Regions from separate parts of the Homo sapiens genome. Here region 1 is linked to region 2. Evidence: read pairs that join two places in POLR2A ChIA-PET (ENCODE). Cell type or tissue: B cell. All regions are shown on one strand. Links, peaks and the distances in the headings refer to the core of each region. The heading gives the core; the rest is flanking DNA.

Region 1 (4,000 bases), core at 1-4,000, 160 kb after region 2:
CACCATTTTGGCCAGGATGGTTTCGATCTCTTGATCTCTTGATCTGCCTACCTCAGCCTCCCAAAGTGCTGGGATTACAGGCGTAAGCCACTGTGCCCAGCCTCAGTCCTTTCTCCTAAAGCACCATGAACTCATTCCAGTCTTTAGACCTTTGAATATGCTGTTCTGTTCACCGGGGGTGTCTTTTCCCTCCTATTCTTCAGGAACCAAATGCTGACTGATCTTTTAAATCTCAATTCAAACGTCACCTCCTCCAGGCAGCCCTCCACTACCCACCCTAGCAGTAGACCGACCTGGACACAGACAGTGAGGAGGAAGCTGTCAAAGTCCTGGGGGCTGCGGCGGAGAACATAGGAGCCAGGACGTGAGCCCCCAGTCTTGAGCTTGTTGATGGCAAAGTCCAGACTGTGGGGGAAGGTGAGAGGGAATGGGGAGGAGTCAGAGATAGAAGAAGACAGAGAGACCTGGGCTCAAATTCAGGTACCTCTGTAGCCCTGGGATCCTTGCCAGGTGACACCCTCCCCCCATTTATAAAATCAGCCATGGGCCAGGCGCCGTGGCTCACGCCTGTAATCCCAGCATTTTGGGAGGCCGAGGCAGGTGGATCACGAGGTCAGGAGATCAACACCATCCTGGCTAACACCGTGAAACCCCGTCGCTACTGAAAATACAAAAAAATAGCCGGGCGTGGTGGCGAGCACCTGTAGTCCCAGCTACTCGGGAGGCTGAGGCAGGAGAATGGCGTGACCCTGGGAAGCAGAGGTTGCATTGAGCCGAGATCGTGCCACTGCACTCCAGCCTGGGCGACAGAGCCAGACTCCGTCTCAAAAAAAAAAAGAAAAAAGAAAATCAGCCGTAAGTCTTGGCCTCTTCTGGGAGATTGTTTGTTTGTTTGTTTGTTTTAATAGAGACAGGGTCTTGCTTGGTTGCCCAGGCTGGAGTGCAATCTCAGCTCACTGCAGCCTCCAACTCCTGGGCTCAAGTGATCCTCCTGCCTCAGCCTCCGGAGTCGCTGGGACTACAGGTCAACCACCACACCCAGCTATTTTTTTTTCTTTTTTTGTAGAGATGGGGTCTCTCCTGTTGCCTAGACTTGTCTCCAACTCCTGAGTTCAAACAATCCTCCTGCCTTGGCCCCTCAAAGCGCTGCGATTGCAGGTGTGCCCCACTATGCCTGGCCCTTCCTGGGAGATTAAACAAGAGGCTGTAGGTGAAGGTGGGCGACTTGTCCATCTCCAGGAAATGGCCCTGGGGTCAGAGAGAGAGAGAGTAGTGGTCGCCCTGTGAAGCAGAAGGAATACTTCAGCTTCACTGAGCGCTGACTGTGCGGCAGGTGTGGTTTGAAAACTTGACCCCTGTCCAGGGCTCCTGGAAGGTGAGGACACTGAGGCATAGAGAAGGGGAGGGGCCCTGAGTGGCCACAGAGGCCGGGAATGGGGGACAGGTCCTTACGTGATGGGGCCGTGGCACTGCTCGGCCACTTCCTCCAGCAGCCTCGGCGGTGCCACCTCCTTGCAGAAGAAGTGCTGGGAGTCCGTGGTCAGCCGGAAGTAGCCGTCCACGAGCGCCACGAACGACAGAGCCTCGGGCAGCCCTGGGAACTCGGCCTCCTGCGAGGGACAAGCGTCAGAGCCCAGTGAAACCCGAGGGTGCCGGTCCCGCCCTCGGGGTAAGGCTGAAGGGGAGGGGAATCCTGCACCCACTAAAATCTGGTTGTCTGTCCTGGTAACAGTGACCAGGCGGTGCTCTCCGGCCGGGCCAACGCGCGGGGCCTGCTTGATGCTAATGTCTACGATTTCTGGAAAGTCGCAGAAGGGCTGGAGGACCTGGGAAGGAGGGGGAGTACCGAAGTGGGGGCCCAGCTGGACCCCGCCAAACCACGCCCATGAACCCACCCCCAAGCCACACCATCCACTCCCTATCCCTTTGCCATTCAACCCTTCCAAGCCGCGCCCCCTCCTATCAACTCCAACCTCTCAACACCTCCCCTACCCATCCCCAAACATCTCCCACCCGCTCTGCCAATCCCCGCCTCCTTCTCTCTGCCGGACCCCGCCCCTTGATCCCTGCCCCGCTTCGCAGCCTCCCAGCTCTCGGAGCCTCACTCTGCCTCTTAGTCTTGCCTCGTTCCAGCGCCCACCCACCCACTCCTCAACCCCTCCCATTTTCATTCCCGGGTCGCTCAGCCCAACCCTTCACTCAGTTTGCCCCTCCCATTCCCGCAGTCTCCTCCCTCACTAAGCCCCGCCCCTCATTAAGCCTCGCCCACTTCCCCAAGTCTTTCGTTTTGGCTCCGCCCCACATCCCCTACCACTCTCCGGCCCCTCCCCGAGCCCCGCCCCCACGTTGGCCCCGCCCAGCGGGGGAGTCCGCCCTCACCTCCTGTTCTCCCTGGGTCCAGGCGATGCCGCCGTCACCAGCCACGCGGAGCAGCCCCAGCCCGTCGTGGCCACCAAGGGCCCCAGGGAGGCCCACGTGGAAGGTCTCGGCGGCCCCGGCTGGATCCAGCCGCTCCAGGTCCATGATGTACTTGGCCATGAGCGAGTGCCGGTCTGCCTGGCAGGCGGCCACGCGGCGCAGGGCTCTGCGCACCGTCCTCCGAATACGCCTCCGCGTCACGAAGCTCAGGCCCTGGATCAGGTCGCGCAGGCTTGGGGGTAGGCAGGCCTTGTAGCTGCAGGGGTTGGAGGGGAGGGAGCCGGCCCTCAGCGTCGGGAGGGGTCCCCGCGGGGACACACACAAACCCAGGCTTTAGCCCAGGGGCTGGGGTGCGGCCCTAGTTGGGGCACCAGGCACACACAGACTCTCATTCAGGGTCAGGTATGAGGACCGGACCTCAGAGTAGGGGAGGGCCATTGGCGCCCACAGGTCGGACAGGGACCCCACAGGCCTTTTAGCTGGGGGAGGTCAGGTGTCTGTCCAGCTGGAGCCTGGGGGTGGAGAGGGCTGGGTTCGTGGGAGGCCCTGGGTCATAGGAACACCCTGAAAGCTTGCAGGAGAACTCCATGGTGGGAGCCCGGCAAAGCCCCGATGGAGCCCACGTTGCTCACTCCCAAGCAGAGGCCGTCCCCACAGCCTGGTGGCTCTCACCTGACAGTCTTCAGCAGCTCTCCCGGCCGCTGGGCCTGCTCTCGCGCCATCCGGGCCAGGTCCAACACGGCCAGGCTGAGACACTCACCCTGCTCCTTGAGACTGAGGCCCACGGGGAGGCGCCCACTCACCAGGTCACTGCGGTGCTGGGGGGCCGCCACAGGGAGCATCAGCTGAGGCCACCCAACTTCAAGCCCTGTTGTTAACCTGCAGACCCCCCCAATCCTGGGCTGACCCCCACCCCTGGACTGCCACAGGGAGGGTCAGACGAGGCCCCACCTGATTGCATGCCAGTCCTCATGTTGCCCCTTGGACCCCCAACCCCCTGGGTCAAACCCCAGGCAGAACCCCACCTGGGCAAAGAGGTGCTCCAGGACTGGCAGGTCAAGGATAGCACTGGCCAAATCCTTGCGTAGCCCGAAGCGGTGGCACTTCTCCAGCCCAAACCAATTGGGGAAGTAAAAGCTGTGAGGAGAGGAGAGAACCCTGGGATGAAAGTGCAACCCAGCCTCAGTAGGAGTGACATTATGGTGGGGGCGAGGGACAGATTCTGCGGAGGCCTCACAGAGCCCAGCTTGTACCTTTAACTTGCTGTGTGACCTTGGGCAAGTGACCCACCCTCTCTGGTCTGTTTCCTCATCTGAGAAATGGGTAGTGACCATACCTCCCTGGGGCAGGGGTGTGGGCACCTCGAAATGCAAGGAGATGATAAAATTGTACAATCCCTGGGGGCTGGGGGGCACTTCCTACCGAATCCTGTACAGCAGGACTTGGGTGCTGGCATCCTCCACGGAGAAGATGTGGCTCGGGGGGAACCAGCAGGACAGGTCCTCCGTGGCCAGAGCAAAGAGGGAGTGGTACACAGGCAGGATGCCTACAGGGGATGGTCCCATCAGCTCCCTCCTGAGTC
Region 2 (10,841 bases), core at 3,685-7,684:
ATTAGCTGGGTGCAGTGGTGCACGCCTGTGGTCCCAGCTACTTGGAAGGCTGAGGTGGGAGGATTGCTTGAGCCTGGGAGGTTGAGGCTGTAGTAAAACATGATTGCACCACGGCACTCCAGCCTCAAAAAATAAAAATTTTAAATAAAAATAATAATAATAAAAAGGCAGGGCACGGTAGCTCACGCCTGCAATCCTAGCACTTTGGGAGGCCGAGGCGGGCGGATCATTTAAGGTCAGAAGTTTGAGACCAGCCTGGCCAACATGGCGAAACCCCATCTCTACTAAAAATAAAAAAATTAGCCGGGCGTGGTAGAGGGCGCCTGTAATCCCAGCTACTTGGGAGGCTGAGGCAGGAGAATTGCTTGAACCCAGAGGCAGAGGTTGCAGTGAGCCGAGATCACGCCACTGCACTCCAGCCTGGGCAACAGAAGGAGACTCTGTCTCAAAAAAAAAAAAAAAAGAAGAAGAAGAAAAGAAAGAAACTCCTTTCGCCTCTCTGAGCCTCATTTTTCCCACCTGTAGCCCCATCTAAGAGTCCCCATTCTACCTCTTAGGACCCTGGGAAGAGCCACTGGCTCAGGGCAAGCCCCACCCCTTACAGACTCTCCAAGGATGGCTGGGGAGACCCGGGGACCCCCATACAAACTGCAGGGACCCCAGGCCAATGGCTGCCCCTCCCCCTATTTAATCTTCTGACCCCTCTCCTGATGCTCAGAAGACATAAAGCCCAACTCTAAGTCTGGGCTGGGACCCCCTCCCAGTCTCTCCAAGAGACAGACAGACAGACAGACAACACGGGACAGGACAGCAAGAGAAGCCACTTACCTTGGGCACCATCAAACTTGGCTTTTTTGACTGTGGAGAGAGACAGAGATAGGGAAGGGAGGTGGGGAGAGATGTGGGGAGGAGGAGGCAGAGATACGGAGAGATTCAGAGACACACCAAGATGGAGACATAAGGAGAGAGACACAGAGGAGAGACAGGCAAAGATAAAAAGCAAAAGAGACAGATGTTAAAAAAGAAAGATAGAAGCAATGTCAGAGACAGAGACAAGGGGAGGAGGAGAGGTAGGAAAGAGGAGGCAGGGATGAGAGGGAGAGAGAGAAGCCATCAGACAGATGAGCACAGGCAACCCTAGAATGGAAGGAAATTTGGACCCTGAGAGCATTCCCTGCCCCTCCCTCTCCCTGCATCCCCTGTCCCCATCAAACTCCCCAAGCTCCCAACTAGCTGTGCCTTTACCCACAATTGAACAAGATTAGAAAGAAAGAGCTGGGCAGATGGTGGGAGAGGCCTCCTACAAGAAGCCCTCCAGGATTGCCCCAGAAGAAGAGGGGAAGTTGAGGAGGTGGAGAAGAAGAAGGCGAGGATAAAGACAATCTCTGATGACTCCACCAGCCCCGACAGGTCAGCAAGACCTCTCCCTTGATTGTCCAGCTCAGTCTGCAATGTCAAATGCTCCCAGGGTTTGGGGAAGCCTCAAAGAAGGCTGGGTGAGTTGGGACAAAGCAACCCAGAGAGCTGGCTCTCAAAATGCATGTGGAGGGCGAGGCACGGTGGCTCACACCTATAACCCCAGCACTTTAGGTGGCTGAAGCAGGTGGATCACCTGAGGTCAGGAGTTCAAGACCAGCCTGGCCAACATGGTGAATCCTTGTCTCTACTAAAAATACAAAAATTTGCCAGGTGTGGTGGCAGGCGCCTATAGTCTCAGCTACTTGGGAGGCTGAGGTAGGAGAATCACTTGAACCCAGGAGGCAGAGATTGCAGTGAGCCAAGATCATGCCACTGCACTCCAGCCTGGGCAGCAGAGTGAGATTCTTGTCTCAACAACAACCAAAAGTAATGTACAGGGAGACACTTGGGTCCTGGCTGGAGGGTTGACAGAGATTGTCCAGCCCCACCTGCTTGTGGGAGGTGTAACCTGAATATATGTCAGGCACCCCACTGAGGTCCAGTCTTCTCACATTTCACATAATCTCACAGCCCCAAGAGATTCAAAGCCATGTCGCCCCCTCCTGGCTCTTCTCAACAGGTATTCAGTTTCCATTGCCAACACCTCTCACACCTTGCTTTTGTCCCCCACATCTTTTTCCTCCATTAATTCTCTACTCCCACCCCCAATCTTCTCCCACACTGAGCTCTTCCCTCCCTTTCCTTTCTTTCTTTTCTTTTTTTTTTTCTTTTTTTTTTTAGGGACGGAGTCTTGCTCTATTGCCCAGGCTGGAGTGCAGTGGTGCCATCTCAGCTCACCGCAACTTCTACCTCCCAGATTCAAGCAATTCTCCTGCCTCAGCTTCCCAAGTAGCTGGGACTACAGGCGTGCGCCACCATGCCCAGCTAATTTTTGTATTTTTTAGTAGAGACAGGGTTTCAGTATATGTCGGCCAGGCTGGTCTCAAACTCCTGATCTCAGGTGATCCATCCGCCTTGGCCTCCCAAGGTGCTGGGATGACAGGTGTGAGCTGCCACACCGGCCCCTTTTCTTTCCTCCCTCTTTTCTTCTCCCCTTTTCCTTTTCAAATTAGTGTCTTTGTTTGTGTAGGCAATGCATGCACATGTTGTAAAATCCAAAACAACCAAAAGATGAGGCACTGAGAATAAAGCTCTTTCCATCCCAGCCCTTCATCTCCCTCCCAAATGCAATCAACGTTGGCAGTTCCTTGTTCCACTGGAGATGGTCCATGCGTCGGCAACCATACCCACGTTCGTTTTGCTTGATTTCCAAGACAAATGGTAGCATTCGACACCCACTGTTCTAATCCTTCATGTTTTTTCAGTATGTCTTGAAGAGCGTGTACTAGCGAGTTGAAGGATAAATTCCTAGAAACAGAATTGTGTTTCTATGGGCAGATGTCACAGCCTCCCATCCCGGGTTTGTATCTCTGTCCTCATCGCTTGAATTTCTGTCTCACAAAAGGCACCTGAGTGGAGCCAGTGAAGAGAGAATTCCCGTGAAGAGCGGGGGAAGTGCGATGGCCCTAAACACATGTCAGTAAAGACTGTTCCTGGCCAGGCGCGGTGGCTCATGCCTGTAATCCCAGCACTTTGGGAGGCCGAGGCAGGTGGATCACTTGACGTCAGGAGTTCGAGACCAGCCTGAACAACATGGGGAAACCTCGTCTCTCCTAAAATAACAAAAATTAGCCGGGTGTGGTGGCACGCACCTCTAATCCCAGCTACTCGGGAGGCTGAGGCAGGAGAATCCCTTTAACCTGGAAGGCAGAGGTTGCAGTGAGCTGAGATTGTGCCACTGCACTGCAGCCCTTGGGTGGGCCTTGAGAGAAGTGAATGCTGGTTTGAGCCAGGTTCAGATTCCTGAGCTGTGTGACCCTGGGCAAGTGAACCCCTCTCTCTGGGCCTTCATCTCTGCTTCCATCTCTGTCTTTTTTTTTTCTAGGTCTGGTTTGTTCGCTCACATCCTCAGCCCCACCCAGCCCCCAGGGAGCGCACCCACCCAGCACCTCACCCCTGGGACTGAAAGAGGCTCAGGAACACTCAGGAATGTGCCCAGCAGGAGCTTTGGGCCTGGCTCCTGGAGGAGGTCCAGCCTGCAGGCGTGGGGACTCTCTGTGAAGGGGGTGGGCAGGGGAAGGGGCAAGAGGTAGAATGTGACGGGATCGGGGGTGGAGGGGATGCTGACAGAGGCTGAGAAAGGCACCCACAGCTGGAGGGACTCATACAGGGAGAGGAAGGGAGAGGAGAGAGGAAGAAATGATGGGCATGAAAGCAAGAGAGGAGAGTCTGGACAGATGGAGAGAAATAGAGAGACACAAGGAGACAGCGAGAGTACCAGGCATAGAGGCACATGCCTGTAATCCCAGCTACTAGGAAGGCTAAGGCAGGAGGATCCCTTGAGCCCAGGAGTTCAAGACCAGCCTGGGCAATGTAGTAAGATCCCATGTCTAAAAATAATAATTTAAAAGGGAGAGAGGCTGGGCGTGGTAGCCCACATCTGTAATCCCAGCACTTTGAGGCCGAGGCAGGTGGATCACATGAGGTCAGGAGTTCGAGACCAGCCTGGGCAACATGGTAAAACCCCATCTCTATTAAAAATACAAAAATTAGCCGGGCATGATGGTGCACGCCTGTAGTCCCAGCTACTCGGGAGGCTGAGGCAGGAGAATCGCTTGAACCCAGGAGGCGGAGGTTGCAGTGAGCCAAGATCACGCCATTGCACTCCAGCCTGGGCGACAGAGCAAGACTCTGTCTCAAAAAATATATAATAATAATAATAATAATAAAAGAGAGAGGGGGAAAGATTTCCACTAGGGAGGGCAGGCAGGTGGAGGAGACACTGGGGAGAGGAGAGGCAGTTGGGGGAGAAAAGTAGGGATGCATATGGGGGTGGGAAAGTGACAGGCTCTGGGGGGTGATACAAGGGGCTCACTGGGGTCTAGACTGGGCTGGGCTCACTTGAAGCTCCTCCAACTGTGCCCTGTTTTATAAACCATGGATTTAGGCTCAGCGGGGAGCCCAGTAGCTCCTTGATCTGTTCTCTCTCTCTCTTTCCCAATCCCTGTCTCTCATCTCCCTCCTCCCCGTTCTATTTCTCTCCACTCTGGTCGTCTTCTTTTGGTCTCTGTTCTCTCCTTCTCTCTCTCACTGTCTCTGCCCTTCTTGTGCCCCTCCCTTGGTCAGTCCGGCTCCTCTTCCCTAAGCCTCAGCTCCTTCCTGCAGCCTCTCTTGGCTAGAGGGGAATGGTCTCCGTTGGGGTCCTCAGGCAGTGGGGGACCGGCTGGAGGGCTGTACCCTCTGATAGCTGAAGCCAGGCTCCTGCACTTAGCTCCCTGCCGAGGTCCAGGTTGAGGACATCCATGATTTTTCATCACTGGGGCTCCCAGTGGGAGAGGGGTCTCAGAGGGAAAAGGGGACAGGAAAGGGGGCCGAGAGTGGCGAGGGGGTTCTCAGGAGGGAAGGGTGTTCGCGGTGAGGGAGGGGATTCGGGAAGGGGGATGGGCGCAGAGGGGAGGGTGGTATCGGGGGAGAGGCTTGGAGGAGGAAGGGGGCTCAGAGAAGGAACCCAGTCTCTCTCCCTGTCTTCCCCGGTCAGTAAATGGTCCCTGAGTCACCGTCTTCGTCGTCACATCCCGCCACCTCCCCGCCTGCGCCGGGTTGCTGTATCAGGGTCAGCGGGGCGGAAGCGCCACCCTTCCCCAGCGGGCTTCGGGTCACACGCATGAGGCTATTTATAGCGTGGGCGCGCGGAGGGCGTGGGAGGCGCGCCGGCGGACAGGGGGGCGGGGATGAGGGGGGTGCCCACTGCTGTCCCCAGCGACGAGCGGGTGAAGACACCGCGTCATGCGGCCTCAAAGGTCTTTGGGGCCCCCAGAAGCGCTGACTGATGAATGTAGTGGCCGTACCCGGGGAGGCTGAGGCAGGAGTTCAGGCTGCGGGACACCCCTGCAGCCTGGCTTCGCGCCTCCGTTTCTGCATCTGGAAAATGGGGAGACGGAGTGGCTGATCTCCCTTCCCTCTCCTTTCTCCTCCTCTTCTTCCCTCCTCTTCCTCCCTCACCCCTTCTGCAGAATGATTATAGTGTCATTTATACTATTATTATTATTACTGATATCTTTACTGTTTTTATTATTTGGTTGTGTTCTAAAGGTGTCCCTGGCCTGGATTCTAGGATTTGAATACCCTGGATTCTTTTCTTTTTCTTTCTTTTCTCTTCTTCTTCTTCTTTTTTTTTCTTTTCTTTTCTTTTTTTTTTTTTTTTTTTTTTTGACAGGGTCTCTCTCTGTTGCCCAGGCTCCAGGCTGGAGGGCAGTGGTGTGATCATGGCTCACTGCAGCCTCGATCTCCCAGGTTCAAGCGATCCTCCCCACTCAGCCTCTCGAGTAGCTGAGACTGCAGGTGCGCATCACCATGCTTGGCTATTCCTTTTTTTTTTTTTTTTTTTTTGTAGAGATGGGGTCTTGCTATGTTGCTATGGCTGGCTTCAAGGCTCAAGCCATCCCCTCGGCCTCCCAAAGTGTTGGAATTACAGGCGTGAACCACATGGCTGACTGACCCTGGATTCTAATTAGGGGGGACTGCAGTCTTGGGGCACTGGCTCCCTGACCTGCCACGTGGGATGGGGTGGGGAGACAGGAGGTGGAGATCCAGCCGTCTAGGGCTTCTGAAAGCCCACCCGCCCCAGGATTAGCTTGGGGGAAGGGAGGAAGCATAGAGAATCCAGAAATAGATTATAGGAGATTTGATCGTTTTGTGTGTGATGTTGGTGGAGGGCATTTCAGCGGGAGATGGATGGGCTTTAGGATAAAAGACCTCAGCTGTGCTGGTTTCGCATCTGGGAGACACTAAATGAGGACCCTTATCCTCCGTTGACACAAATAGACCAGAGCCAGACTGAGCCTTCAGTGTAAAAAACACCAAGAACCTGGAGTTCCAGAGAGCTTCGGGAATAAGGGATTTGTGTGTGTGTTGTTTACCATGAACCACTTAGAAGTAGGCCTAGCCTATAGTAGGTGCTCATTAAATAGTAATTCACGGAAGGAATGACGTCACCTCCTCCATTAATCCTGGGAGGCTGAGCTAAGAGCTGTCCCCCAGAGGCGCGGGCAGGCGCTGTCCACGGTGCTGAATGCTCGGTCCCACCCGTGTACCCTCAACGAACTAGGCTCCCTCCTGGAGTGGCCCTGGGGGACCCCTCTTGGAGCGCTCCTCGGGCCCCAGAATGCAGTGGACTCTCAGAAATGTCCTGCACTCAGAACCGCCTTCCAGAAAGCTTTTAGTCTCCATTAATAAAAACATCATCATTGATTTTTTTTTTTTTTTTTTTTTGACGGAGTCTCACTCTGTAGCCCAAGCTGGAGTGCAGTGGCGCGACCTCGGCTCACTGCAACCTCCGCCTTCGGGGCTTAAGCGATTCTCGTGCCTCAGCCCCCTGAGTAGCTGGGACTACAGGCGCGCGCCACCATACCCAGCTAATTTTTTTGTATTTTAGTAAAGACAGGGTTTCACCATGTTGCCCAGGGTGGTCTTGAACTCCTGAGCTCAGGAGATCTGCCCGCCTAGGCCTCCCAAAGTGCTGGGATTACAGGCGTGAGCCACCGGGGCCGGCCCATCATTGATTTTTCATGTCTTTTGCTCACGATTATTGGGCCTTCCCGTAGGCCAGGAGTCATGCCAGGGGCTCTGCAAGCCTCATTAGAGAGTTCTGGCAAACGTAGATGGTGGATGCTACTCCTGTGCCCATTCCACAGATGAGCACACCAAGGAATGCAGAGGATGTGAGACTTGCCAGGAAGTGGTGGACTTAGCAATTCACACTCAGGCCTGCTGGACCCAGGATGCCCTTATTGGCACCTTGCAGAAGAGGTCCATTGTATGTGGAAGAAAAGTGAGGCCAGGTTAGGGAAAGGGTTAGGCTGCAGCCCTGAAGATGCAACTCTGGAGGGCATCCCATGAGAACGGTAGGAGCTAAGACCTAGATGCAGCTCCTCCTAGCTGGAGGGTATCAGGGACTGAGTAGCCAGGAACGGAGGGATGTGTGAAGGCTTCTTAGGCAAGGAGCAGGGGAATAGCCCCGATGAATGGAGAGATTGTGACATGTCTGTTTACTAGATGCATGAGAGAAGAAAGCAATCCTGGCTGGGCACAGTGGCTCATGCCTGTAATCCCAGCACTTTGGGAGGCCAAAGCAGGTAGATCACTTGGTGGTCAGGAGTTCGAGGCCAGCCTGGCTAGCATGGTGAAACCCCATCTCCACTAAAAATACAAAAAATTAGCTGGGCATGATGGTGTGCATCTGTAATCTCAGCTACTCAGGAGGCTGAGGCAGGAGAATTGCTTGAACCCGGGAGGAGGAGGTTACAGTGAACTGAAATTGTGCCACTGCACTCCAGCTTGGGCAACAGAGCCAGACTCTGTCTCCAATAAATAAATAAATAGAAAGAAGAAGGCAATCCCAGGGCAGAACATCACTCCACAGAAGGGACTTGGCTGTCTCCGAGGTCCTGGGGTCTGAGAGAAGGCTCAAACTTCTGCCAACCCCAGTAGGCTCTAGAGTCAGTCAGCTCCACCTCTGGCTCTGTTCCACCAGGCAAGTTGTTAAAGCTCCCTGAGCCTCAGTTTTCCTCATCTGTACAATGGGGCTACTGTAAGAGTTAAAGAGGGCATGGGCATAAAAATCCTTAACATCATGCCTATGAAATGCTGGGCTGGGCACGGTGGCTCGAGCCTGTAATCTCAGTACATTGGGAGGCCGAGGCAAGAGGATCACTTGAAGTCAGGAGTTCAAGACCAGCCTGGCCACTAGAGATGTATTTGTATTTTTAGTAGAGATGAGAAACCCCATCTCTACTAAAAATACAAAAACTAGCTAGGTGTGGTAGCACGTGCCTGTAATCCCAGCTACTCGGGAGGCTGAGGCAGGAAAATCGCTTGAACTTGGAAGGTGGAGGTTTCAGTGAACCGAGATCACACCACTACACTGCAGTCCGGGTGACAGAGTGAGACCGTGTCTCAAAAAACAAACAAACAAACAAAAAAGCTGGATAAATGGGGTTTGTTGTTGATATTATTGTAAGTTGTGAAGCAAACCCACCCTCACCTAAATTCACTGATTTGTTCATGTCATTTATTCATAACATGTTTATAGAGCCTTTAAAACATCAGTTGGGCGTGGTGGCTCACACCTGTAATCCTAGCACTTTGGGAGGCTGAGGAGGGTGAATCACTTGAGCCCAGGAGTTCAAGACCAGCCTGGGCAGCAGGGCAAAACCCTGCTTCTGCAAAAAATTAAAAAGAAAAAAGTCAGCCGGGTGTGGTGGTGCATGCCTATACTCCCAGCTACTTGGGAGGCTGAGGCAGGAGGATCACTTGAGCCCTGGAGGTCAAGGCTGCAGCAAGCTGAGATCATGCCACTGCACTGCAGCCTGAGTAACAGGCTTTGAGTGAGACTCTGTCTCAAAACAAAACAAAACATCAAGTGGCCTGTGCAAAATGCTGTGAGGCACATAGGAAGATCTGGAAGTAACCCTTCACACCACCATGCTTTTGCTCATGCTGTTCCCTCCACCCAGAGCACCATCTCCCTCCTGCTCATCTCCCCCTCATCACATCTTCTGAGACTCAAGTAAATGGTGGTGGTGGAATCAGGGTAGGCTTCCCAGAGGAAGAGAGCCCTGGATACCCCACTCCTCAGCTCCCTTAGCCCTCCCTCATCTCTTTCATTCTAACCCCATGGGACGTGCAGGAGTGATGGCTAGGAATAGGGCTGGGTCCCAGAGCCAGGAACAGTGCCTGGTATACAGTAGGTGCTCAATTAATGCTTGTTGCATAAATAAAATAAGTGACTTCATGAAGGAACCAGGTGGCATTTACCATTCACAGCCTCAGGATCCTGCCAAGACCTAGTCAGTGGATTACGATGTTGGGAAGCAGCGGGGCACCACATGAATAAATAAATGAAGCGGGCAGAGATAAGGCCCATACACCATACAGGGTGGTCTGCTATGTGTTGGTGCTGGGTGTATACACAAGAGCTTGCATTTGCCTGTACTTGCTTGGGTATTTGCAGCAGTAGTTGGCTCATCTTACCAGGGCAGGCAGGTGCCTGCCTCTACATGGATATGAGTGTGCATGTGTGCAGAGTATGTGCACCATTTAAGTGCAGGTGGGAGTCTGCACATGTGTGTCTAGGAGTGGGGTGTCACTACATCAGAGACACACTGGTGTGTGTGAGCTTGTGGGTGATATGTTAGGTGGAAAACACACATATTGATGTTTGCATGTGTACATGGATGCAGTTCTGTGGCAGCTGTATTTGTTTATCTGCATACATGTATGCACTTGTGTGCAATGAAATACTCAAATGTGTATTTACTTGTATGCATCATCATCCACTTGTTGAAAGGGGCTGCTTTGAATGTCCAGGCAAGTGTTGTCATGTGCATACACACATGGCTTTGACATGTGCTTATATGAATATATATGTGCTTCATGGGGTTGGGGACCTTAACAGATATGTATGGGTACATGTCTGAGTGTTAGGACATGAGTGAATCTTTTTTTTTGAGACAGAGTCTCACTGTGTTGCCCAGGCTGGAGTACAGTGGCAGGATCTCAGCTCACTGCAACCTCCACCTCCCCTATTCAAGTGATTCTCCTTCCTCAGCCTCCCGAGTAGCTGAGACTACAGGTGCGCGCCACCACACCTGGCTAATTTTTTTTATTTTTTAGCAGTGACAAAGTTTCACCATGTTGGCCAGGCTGGTCTTGAACTCCTGACCTCAAGTGATCTGCCCACCTTGGCCTCCCAAAGTCAAAGTGATGAGATTACAGGCCTGAGCCACCGCGCTCGGCTGGACATGGGTGGATCTTTATGTGACATGTATATTGTGAGCATTCATCAGACACGTGGATACATCTATATGCGTGCTGGCAGACACACACACTCACACGTGTGTTGCTGGGACTATATCTGTAGCGGCAGACTGTGTCCTATATACACGTGTATGCTTGTGTTCACACAGGCATTTGAGTACACACGTGTGCCTACGGAATGTGCCTTCCCAGGCACATGGTCTGCGTAGAGCCTTCATACATCCTAAGCATTTGTGTCCACACAGGAACAAGTCTGGGTATGAATGTGTGTAGGGATTGGCAAACGCCTGTGGGTCCCCGGTGGAGGGGAGGGGGGACAGGTATTTCCTCAGCTGAGCTCAGGCAACACGGCAACCCATCTCAGCCTAGCTTCACTCCTGCCAAGCCCACCCCAACATCTCTCGTGCTCAGCCATCCCAGCCCCTCCCCTCTCTGGGCACCATCCCACCTCTCCCTGGGAGACTGGCCTCACCCAGCACTTCTCCCTCTCCCCACCCCTCCCTGCC

The links. Peaks named below come from ENCODE experiments on the same cell type or tissue, not always from the same donor. Only the 100,000 strongest peaks of a DNase experiment are listed, where the experiment ranks them.
Region 1: POLR2A ChIA-PET joins it to region 2 with 5 read pairs; 7 of 35 experiments call an interaction of 5 or more read pairs at or near these places.

What each region holds. Positions count from the first base shown.
Region 1 is chr19:17,839,937-17,843,936 of GRCh38, forward strand. It overlaps JAK3 (Janus kinase 3), which reads right to left. Exons shown (of 24, transcript NM_000215.4): 3 at 3,841-3,964; 4 at 3,444-3,555; 5 at 3,091-3,236; 6 at 2,380-2,674; 7 at 1,704-1,826; 8 at 1,453-1,610; 9 at 294-405. Among named protein-coding and RNA genes, the nearest start is that of JAK3, 6.0 kb to the right of the region's middle. RefSeq lists silencers at 2,127-2,363, 2,256-2,345. In B cell, for the core only: no CTCF peak of the experiment used is centred there; a DNase peak (open chromatin) is centred at 2,275.
Region 2 is chr19:17,675,184-17,686,024 of GRCh38, forward strand. UNC13A (unc-13 homolog A) reads right to left here. Exons shown (of 44, transcript NM_001080421.3): 2 at 829-858. Among named protein-coding and RNA genes, the nearest start is that of UNC13A, 7.8 kb to the right of the region's middle. RefSeq lists an enhancer at 1,900-1,969. In B cell, for the core only: no CTCF peak of the experiment used is centred there; DNase peaks (open chromatin) are centred at 5,188 and 6,568; H3K4me3 peaks cover 1,026 bases; H3K27me3 peaks cover 2,307 bases.